Regions from separate parts of the Homo sapiens genome. Here region 1 is linked to region 2. The links are chromatin loops, found by intact Hi-C in ENCODE. Cell type or tissue: GM12878. All regions are shown on one strand.

Region 1 (5,000 bases), 130 kb before region 2:
TTACATAAGCCATCCGTTTGTGGTATTTTGTTACAGCAAGGACTAAGACAAGACTTTCTTCAAATAACCGTGTTGTTTTGAAGTTACTCTGACTACCCCTTACTAAAAATTATTGCAGCAAGCAAGGACTGAGCTCACCTCCAACCCTCAAAGAAATAAATTTCTCTCACTTGAAACTACAACATCCACAGACAGACACTAGCAATAATTTCCCTTTAATCATATCTTAAGCTTCTCAAAGGCGAAAAGACTAGCTGTTACATAGGAAGCATAAGGTTTGGCAGTATTGTAGACCTATGTTTGTGTACAAAATGAGTACACGTTTTGGAAGAACTTCCTTCCAAAAGCTGTCTGAATTATTTGCAATGTCCAGGGTGATATTATTTTCAGTGACTAAAATGAGTGTTGTTATTGGTGAAAACTGATCAATGAATGTGTAACAGTCGATAATAAAAATCTGAACAATCTACATTTTGGATGATTGCAATGACTTTTATAATCCTTAGAATTTCATGTTTCTAGGCTTCCTTTTAAAAAAATATTTATAAAGTATAATTTGTAAGTTTATTTGAAAGAAAAAATATATATATATGAAGGGAGAAGAAATAAAGGAGAAAAGGGAAGAGATAAGATTAAAAGAGAGGGAGGAAATGACTTTCAGAATCAAGTACAGACAACATAGAGATAAGGAGTTATCTATGGCATCATTTTCATCTGCTTGTAGATACTCAAAGCAAATGCTTATTTCTCTACCTATTTAGAAATTACTAACAAGTGATGGCAAACTAGTTAGTAAACAATGAGGAAAGCTAATTATGAAATTAAACTACCACTTTCTTCAGTGACTATGGATATACAATAAGTTAAATCAAACAATCCTGGTGTCAAAATACCTAAAGCTCATTGCAATTTTTTTGAAAAAAAAAAACTATCCTCTTAAAGTTTCTTAAAACAGAAAATATTTCATTCTCATCATACTTGCATTTTTCTAAAAGGTTCATTCTTTAAATTAGATCATTTTATTTTATTTTTATTTTTGAGACAGTCTTGCTCTTTCACCCAGGCTGGAGTGCTGTGGCACAATCTCAGCTTGCTGCAACCTCCACCTCCCGGGCTCAAGTGATTCTCCTGCTTCAGCCTCCTGCGTAGCTGGGACTACAGGTGCCCACCACCATGTCTGGCTAATTTTTGTATTTTTAGTAGAGACGGGGTTCCATCATGTTGGCCAGGCTGGTCTCGAACTCCTGACCTCAAATGATCCACCACCTTGGCCTCCCAAAGAGCTGAAATTACAGGCATGAGCCACCATGCCCAGACTAGATCATTTTAATAATATAACTGGTAACAGAAAAATAGGCTTGTGATATTAAGAGGACTTTACTGAAACGTAAGTTCTAAATTACCCAGGGGTTTAATATTAAAATAGAGTTGGCAGTATACTCAGAAGAGGCAAAAAACTTTTAAGCATCTGTTCCCGTACCCCCACTACCACATTTTCATTGCTATGGAATCCCTATAAAATGGTTTACAAGCAAGGTGAAATGAAGAGTTGTTCTTCTATGGGTATAGAGTTTTAGTTTTGCAAGATGAAAAAGTTCTATTATCTATTGCACAACAATGTGAATATACTGAATTGTGCAAATACAAATGGTTAAGATGGCGAACTGTATTTCATGTGTATTGTTCAGACACCTACATCGTCGTGTCTTTTATCATTCTAATGTAACAAAAATACTCATGTTATAGAAACTTCCCTGAAAATCTTCAACTAAGTTTCATATCCCATTCTTTCCCACACAGACTCTATATGGGAATGCCATTCTTTTCATTTATTACATAAATTAAAGATATTTGAATAGTAACATGAGCACCTGGATGTTTAATAAAATTTACAGCTGTCCCATTTTAGAAGTGGTAACTGCAAAAGACCACAAAAGGCCAAGAAAGCACAATGACAAATCAGGGTACAACATTTCCCAGGCAAAAGGCAAAGTTGAAACTTCTTTAGTTATTTTGCTACACCCCAACTCTGTGGGCTTCTACCCATGCAGACAATGAATGTTTCATAACTTCAGAGGTTAGCAAATCTTTTTAGATTCTCTATGAGTCATATTTCACTTGCTTTCATGTAGGAACGACAGCCTCAAAACCATAAAATATCTGACCTGTGGTCACAGGACTCTGCTAATTTACTGCAGGTCCCTGCATAAGTGCCATGAAGTCTTGATTGGCATCAGGCAACTTGCAGACAGGTTCTAAAGTTTCCCATTATTACAACAGAGCTTGACCTAGCCACTAAATTCTTAGCCACTTCTGAGCAGCTACTCTGAATAGGTCTGAAACTTAATTTGTACATGGCCATAATACTCTTTCCTGGAAACTTAATCGAAGATGGTGCTTAGCGGTTGAGTTTCAGCATACTGAATGGTATTTTCTTAATAATGTCTCCCCGAGTCTTCCTCCCTTCAATATAATATCATATATTTCTATAATTTCCAAAGAACTTTTGAAATTAAAGCTTTTCCCTATTCACATAATGCAACATTTTCGATTGAGGACAGTGATGTTTTTCTAGGTTTTGTTTTGTTTTGTTTTTTGAGATGGAGTCTCTCCCTGTCGCCCAGGCTGGAGTGCAATGGTGCAATCTTGGCTCACTGCAACCTCCACCTCCCGGGTTCAAATGATTCTCCTGCCTCAGCCTCCCGAGTAGCTGGGATTATAGGCACCCGCCAGCATACTCAGCTAATTTTTGTATTTTTAGTAGAGACGGGGTTTTACCATGTTGGCCAGGCTGGTCTCGAACTCCTGACCTCGTGAGCTGCCCACCTTGGCCTCCCAAAGTGCTGGGATTACAGGCATAAGCCACTGTGCCCGGCCTAGGTTCTTGTTTTTAAGACAGGGTCTCTCTCTGTCACCCAACTGGAGTGCAATGGCATTGTCATAGCTCACTACAGCCTTGAACTGCTGGGCTCCAATGATCCTCCCACCTCAGCCCCCCAAGTATCTGAGACCACAGGTACGTGCCACCATGCCTGGCTAATTTTCGTTTTTGTAGAGATGGGGTCTCCCTATGTTGCTCAGGCTAGTCTCAAACTCTCGGGCTCAAGTAATCCTCCTGCCTTGCCCTCCCAAAGTACTAGGACTACAGGTGTGAGACACTGCACCTGGCCTTTCTAGAGTCTTTTTTTTTTTTTTTTTTTTTTTTTTTTTGAGATGGAGTCTCGCTTTGTCGCCCAGGCTGGAGTGCAGTGGTGCTGACCTCGGCTCACTGCAAGCTCCGTCTCCCAAGTAGCTGGGACTACAGCCGCCCACCAGCATGCCCGGCTATTTTTTTTTTTAATTTTTAATTTTTAGTAGAGACGGGGTTTCACTGCGTTAGCCAGGATGGTCTTGATCTCCTGACCTCGTGATCCACCCGCCTCGGCCTCCCGAAGTGCTGGGATTACAGACGTGAGCCACCGCGCCTGGCCCCTTTCTAGATTCTTTAGTGAGTGTGACATGTTGGGAGGTTTCCCAGGAAGACTATTCCCCAGAAGTGTCTAGAAGTTCATTCGAGAGGAGACACAATTTTTTTCCGAGGCCTTAATTTCAAAACCCTTTTCCGAGCGGCCTGTACATTCCGGCCCCAAGCCAGGTGGTAGGAATGTAAACTGCCCAGGGATGCTCCTAGGTGCCACAGTGCTGTCTTCATCCATTTTCTGAGCCTCACTGAATGACCACCAAGTGCTGAGTTATTTGGCTGCTCACTATTAATGAAGCTCTTTTTCTCTTAGTGAATGTAGAATCTTAGATATTTAGGCCTGGCGTGTTTTTGTTCACATAACATTTTCAATTAGGCCACTTGATGTTACAGAATCCACTGTGAGTTAGAGGTGGGTGGCTGAACAACTCAGCTATGATTGCTATTGCAGGCTCTCTCAAAGAGAAAGAAACACAGCTCTGAGAAAATAATACATCTAAGGCTCTCAGATCAATGGTAAGCTAATTGTCATATTTTTTACTAGATAACATGGATGTTCTCAACCATTTGTTTTGTCTTTTAAATATACAGAGCTTTAAATTTACTGAAGATATTTTTGTCCACATTATCCCATTTGAACCTTACAGTTCAAGGGCTTCACAGTGAAGCCCTTGGAGAGATCTCATCTATTGCAATGACTCAGTGGGATACAGGTAACTGTAAATATTGATCCCTTCCCTTCCTGGGGCTGACAGCTACATCTGGGAGGCTGGTAGCTCCCAGCATGGGTCACCTTCATCCCACAGCAGCCCAGTGAGCTTTGGTTTACTGTAATGTGTTTTCATTTTTTATACATGCCATGATGTGAGAAAGGCAGCCCTATAGGATATCACTGCTTTCCACTGGGCTGGAAAAGAAACAGTCTTGGGGAGAAATTGCTAAAGATCACAAAGTCTCTGAGGAAAAAAAGCATGACTCAGCTCTGCATTCCACATTCCAATGCTATTGCCTTCTCTTTTACCATGTCACCTCTCAGCTATGGCCTTTTATGTTGATCCATGATTGAGTCAACTATAGAAGACATAATTAATTCATATAAACCATATACAAATATAAAATATTCATTGAAGAGTAGTATGTATCGTGGTTAGAAACAAGGACTCCAGGGCCAGCTTGCCTGGGTTTGAATGGCAACTCCATCACTTCCCAGCTGTGTGTCCTTGGGAAAGTCACTTAATCTCTCTGTGCCTCAGTTTCCTCATCTGTAAAATGGGAATAATAATATCTACCTTGTAGCATTGTTAGGAGGATTAAATGAGCTGATAAATGTAAAATGTTTACAACAGAGCCTGGTATATAGTAAGTATCCTGCATTTACTATTATTATTGCATACATTGTGCACATCAGCTTTCTGAAGGAAGATCCAGAACTTACTCTCCAGAGTGGTAGGTGGCAGCTTTGCTTGTTGGTCCTTGGGTAAGTGGCAGGAGCAGCTGAGGAGCTGCTGGATGATCCCTGGACTCATTTGCTTAAAGTCCT
Region 2 (5,000 bases):
TATTTTTATTATCATCCTAATGATTAAACAGGATTATTATCAAGATTTTAGATGTGTAGGAAAATAGAAAAAAATAAAACAGATTGATTAAAAGCAATAAAAATGTAAGGTTTGTTATTTTAGAAAATGACAGTAATATACAAGCTTGTGTAAACATATGATCAGGCAAAGAATATGAACGTATGCTGGAACTGAAACAAAGGATAGTTGTTTAGGGACAGGAGACCTGGGTTCTACCCTTGCCTCTGTTTCTATCAGAAAGCTACGTTGCTTCTCTGAACTGAAGTTTCCAGAATTCAAAACTTAGAAGAGGAACTGTGAAATCACCCAGGTCCTTTGTGACTCTTCCATGCTATGATTTTCCATTATCTGCTCTATTTCTTTATGGTTTATTTTTATAGTACCAAATTATCAGCTTTCTGGTACGTGTTATAAGATTATGTGACCACAACATAATACTCTTAGGGAAAAAAATAGTTTCTACTTCATTTTTATTCAAAGAAAATGAGAAAGTAGAAAAGAAGATGTAGCAATCAAACAGGAAAATGATAACCATAAACCCTGTGTTTTCATAGCTTCTGTGTGCTTTAAAAAACTATTTCACAGGGACCACTGAGTTACCGTGGGTACCAGTTGGAGGCTGGATTTCCTACCTCCCGACTGCGGTGACCTACTGAGAAGAATCCTCTCCAGGAGATGCCTCATCAGAAAGATTATAAATGGGAAAAAAATGACTAAGGATCATTTGCTATCAGCAACTTGGGGGTATCTACTGCAAATGTTCTTAACAACCCATAGGATGACAGACTATAGTAGACTGTCACCTTCTACTATAGAAGGTGGATGACACCTTCTCCCGTGGCCTGCCCTCAACTTAGCCAGATTCCCTCTGATGTGCCATTTTTAGTTCCTGTTCTCTCTCTTCCAATTCCCATGACATTCTGAAAGGAGCTACCGGCCTTGTGTACCTCTGTATTAACTATAGAGAATTCCCCAAGAAAACTTTAAGGAGAACAGTGAGATCAACACTAACAATAAACTATTGAAGACTGAGACAGCAGAAACCCTTGGCTACTGCAATAACAAGGCACTTTCACACATAAAAATAAAGCCAACGGTATCAACTCATACGTGCTCAGCTTAAGTCACTGTGGGCATGGTGCACTCACTTTCCTGCAGCCTTTTTCGACTTCCACTATTTCTGGACCTTGGCTTCGTGATTTCATCTTGCAGATGTAGCCAAGAGGCCACTCACAGCCCCGATCTGCCCAGTACCCATCCTGCAGGGAGCAGAGAGAGAGAAAAAAATAAAGGATTATCAGTTTGGGGACCTTTTTTTTTTTTTTTTTTTTGAGACAGTGTCTCACTCTGTCCCCCAGGCTGGAGTGCAGTGGCGCGATCTTGGCTCATGGCAACCTCTGCCTCCCAGGTTCAAGTGATTCTCCTGCCTCAGCCCCCCTAGTAGCTAGGATTACAGGAACCCACCACCAAGCTCTGCTAATTTTTTGTATTTTTAGTAGAGATGGGGTTTCACCATGTTGGCCAGGCTGGTCTTGAACTCCTGACCTCAGGCGATCCACCCACCTTGGCCTCCCAAAGTGCTGGGATTACAGGCATGAGCCACTGCGCCCGGCCAATTTTGGACTTTGATGTTATTTTCTTGTAACTGTGCCTCAGAGGAGGAAAATTAAGATCCAAGGTTATTGAGAGAAAACGGCATCTACTGAAAGGAAAGGTAATTGACATGTTCATATGTAAACAGTAATTTTGACTCTAGCTACAAACATGTAAAAAGTGATTGGAGCCGCAATATGATTTTATATCTGAGATGTCCAAGCCATTGTTTAGAGGAATCCAGGGAGAAATTAAAAATGTCTGTAAGTCCTTGGATGACGGTGCTCGCAAGAGGTTTGCATGCAGCCTCTTTTTTTTTTTTTTTTTTTTTTTTTTGAGACGGAGTCTCGCTCTGTTGCCCAGGCTGGAGTGCAGTGGCTCTGATCTTGGCTCACTGCAAGCTCCACCTCCCAGGTTCACACCATTTTCCTGCCTCAGCCTCCTGAGTAGCTGGGACTACAGGCGCCTGCCACCACGCCCTGCTAATTTTTTATATTTTTAGTAGAGACGGGGTTTCACCGTGTTAGCCAGGATGGTCTCGATCTCCCGACCTCATGATCCGCCTGCCTCGGCCTCCCAAAGTGCTGGGATCACAGGCGTGAGCCACTGGGCCCGGCCGCATGCAGCGTCTTCATCAATCCCTGCAGTCAGCTCTGTCTTCAAATTAATCAAGTTCATATACGCCATCCAGAAAAATCTCCTGCACCCAACACACCAACTTGAAAGCATCATGAAACCACAGTCATCTTTTCTGCCTTCTTCCTATTTCTACTGATGAGTGCTCCCCTGGATCTGAGGCTCAACCTTCCACTTTATTTCAGATTCTATCCCCTCTCTTTTCCTTTGAGATTTCATGTTAAAAGGACCTCTCCTTTCCTTCCCTTCGCTGCTAAACATCTTGAAAAAAATGTTTTCTGGGCCAAGCGCGGCGGCTCACGCCTATAATCCCAGCACTTTGGGAGGCCAAGGCGGGTGGATCACCTGAGGTCAGGAGTTCAAGACTAGCCGGGCCAACATGGTGAAACCCTGTCTCTACTAATAATACAAAAAAGTTAGCTGGATGTGGTGGTGCACGCTTGTAATCTCAGCTACTCGGGAGGCTGAGGCAGGAGAATCGCTTGAACTCTCGAGGCAGAGGTTGCATTGAGCCAAGATTGTGCCATTGCACTCCAGCCTGGGCAGCAAGAGCAAAACTCTGTCTCAATAAATAAATAAATAAATAAAATGTTTTCTGTATTGTCTGTCTTTAACTCCTCATATCCTAGTTGGTCTCAGCCCAGTGCAATCTGACACGTAAGCCTTTAGCCAGAGTAACATTTATAAATTGCCACTTTGGTTTTACCCCTCCGAGACAACTCATGTTTCTTGAACCTCAGTTCCTACCCACCCTTCCGGCTCTGACTTCATGATTTCAACCACACTGACCTTTCACCTCCTCCAAGCATGCTGCTTTCTGGTTTCTTCTGTCTACTCTTTGGATAGTTAACACCTAATATGTTCTTAAACTTTCAATCCATCACAATAAAAACAACCACAATGACAAAAATAACAGCCACAGTGACAAAAATAAACAACCACAATGACAAAAATTATTGAACAATAAATATGGGCTGGGAACTGTGTACCACACATGCATTATTTAATACTCATATCCTGGGCCTGGCACAGTGGCTCACGCCTGTAACCTCAACACTTTGGGAGGCTGAGGCAGGCAGATCGCTTGAGCTTAGGAGTTCAAGACTAGCTTGGGCAACATGGCAAAACTCCATCTGTACCAAAAATACAAAAAATTAGCCAGGCGTGGTGGCACGCACCTTTAGTCACAGCTATTTGGGAGGCCTGAACCCAGGAGGTCAAGACTGCAATGAGCTGAGATTGCACCACTGCACTGCAGCCTGGGTGACAGAGCAAGACTCTGTCTTAAAAAACAAACAAACAAACAACAACAACAACAAAAAAAAAAACCTCATATCCACAGGTGAGCTAAGTACAGCTCTTATTCCCATTTTGCAAATAAAGGAGTCAGTCACACAGCAAAACTCAGCCTCTTAATCACTGTGTTTACCATCTATTAATAAAAGATAAATTTGATAACATTTTTCAATCACTGAGGTCATATTTCAATCATAAAAGCAATCATTTCATATGACAGCTCCATGTAAACTGAAAAAAATGAATGTAGCTCCCCAAGTACAGCTTCCAGACCTAATCCACCGTAGCTGTAAGTAGATCTGCATCTACTTGGTGTATATATATCTCTCACATATATACGGGGCTACAATCTCTTTTTACATATATATATATATACACACACACACACACACACACACACACATACATATATATCTCTTTTTACATCTCTTGTAATCATATATATGGCTTATAATAACTTTTTATATATACATGCATAATCATATATATGGCTTAATTGGTCAGATGAGAGCTTTGGTGGATATATATATACACCATTATAATATGGCACTATATATATGGCCATGTACATATATAGTGCCATAGAAACAATATGAGTATTCATTACAGGCGAATTTCATCCTTGACCCAAAAGTTTCTGTCCATTGCTTCAGTGATCCTCTTGAAAATTTGACTTTGCTAGACAGTTGAGAGGGATTCAAGAAATCAAATCTGAATTTTGGTTCACCTTTGATCCATGCCAATTTATGTAGAATAAAAACAATCTAAACAAACATATGTAACTGACTGGGACAGAAGGAAAAATCCCCCGTGACTTTCATTATAAATATCAGTCATTCAAGTGGCCTTACCTTGCCTTTCATCACCACACAATCCTCCTGTCTGTTGTTTTCATGGCTTGGTTCTCCACGAAGCCATTTGGTAAACGTTACAGGGGTCCCATCACTCCACTCAAAGTACATTTGAATCTTAATGTCATTTAAGCCGATCCACAATTCGTCATTTGGCTCTAAACAGGAAGAAACACACAGTGGTATATACAAGGGTTGCTTTCCAAAGGTCGGGGGGTAAAAGGAACGGAAGGCACTCTGCTTTATCAACAGGGCTCTACCTCCCTTGATATGATCACCATCATGAAAGATAGTCCTCATGAGTGCTCATCTGACCTACATGCTGTCGACTTAGATGCCAACTACATTTTACCTTGTTAGTTTTAGGCTGTGTAGTGTACCCTTTACATTGTGAATATGACTGTATTCTTTAGTGGAAATATTGTAGATTGTATCTCCTGGCAGTTACAAAAACAAAATTGAGGTAGGTCTATTACTATGCTCTATCTTATGAAGCTGCTTTTATTGTTGCAAATAATTTACCATGCCAACTGCACTCATGTTATTGATGGTAGCCTATTTATATACATCTGTTTGACTATGATTAAATTGATGAATGTTTTC

What was found. Peaks named below come from ENCODE experiments on the same cell type or tissue, not always from the same donor. Only the 100,000 strongest peaks of a DNase experiment are listed, where the experiment ranks them.
Region 1: it touches region 2 in a loop (2.6-fold over the local background); 1 of 110 quality-filtered maps calls a loop at or near these places.

The regions. Positions count from the first base shown.
Region 1 is chr10:17,981,379-17,986,378 of GRCh38, reverse strand. It overlaps SLC39A12 (solute carrier family 39 member 12), which reads right to left. Exons shown (of 13, transcript NM_001145195.2): 6 at 4,896-5,000. Among named protein-coding and RNA genes, the nearest start is that of SLC39A12-AS1, 27 kb to the left of the region's middle. RefSeq lists an enhancer at 4,022-5,000. In GM12878, no CTCF peak of the experiment used is centred here; a DNase peak (open chromatin) is centred at 2,068.
Region 2 is chr10:17,852,522-17,857,521 of GRCh38, reverse strand. It overlaps MRC1 (mannose receptor C-type 1), which reads right to left. Exons shown (of 30, transcript NM_002438.4): 8 at 4,398-4,555; 9 at 1,170-1,280. Among named protein-coding and RNA genes, the nearest start is that of MIR511, 9.9 kb to the right of the region's middle. In GM12878, no CTCF peak of the experiment used is centred here; a DNase peak (open chromatin) is centred at 3,001.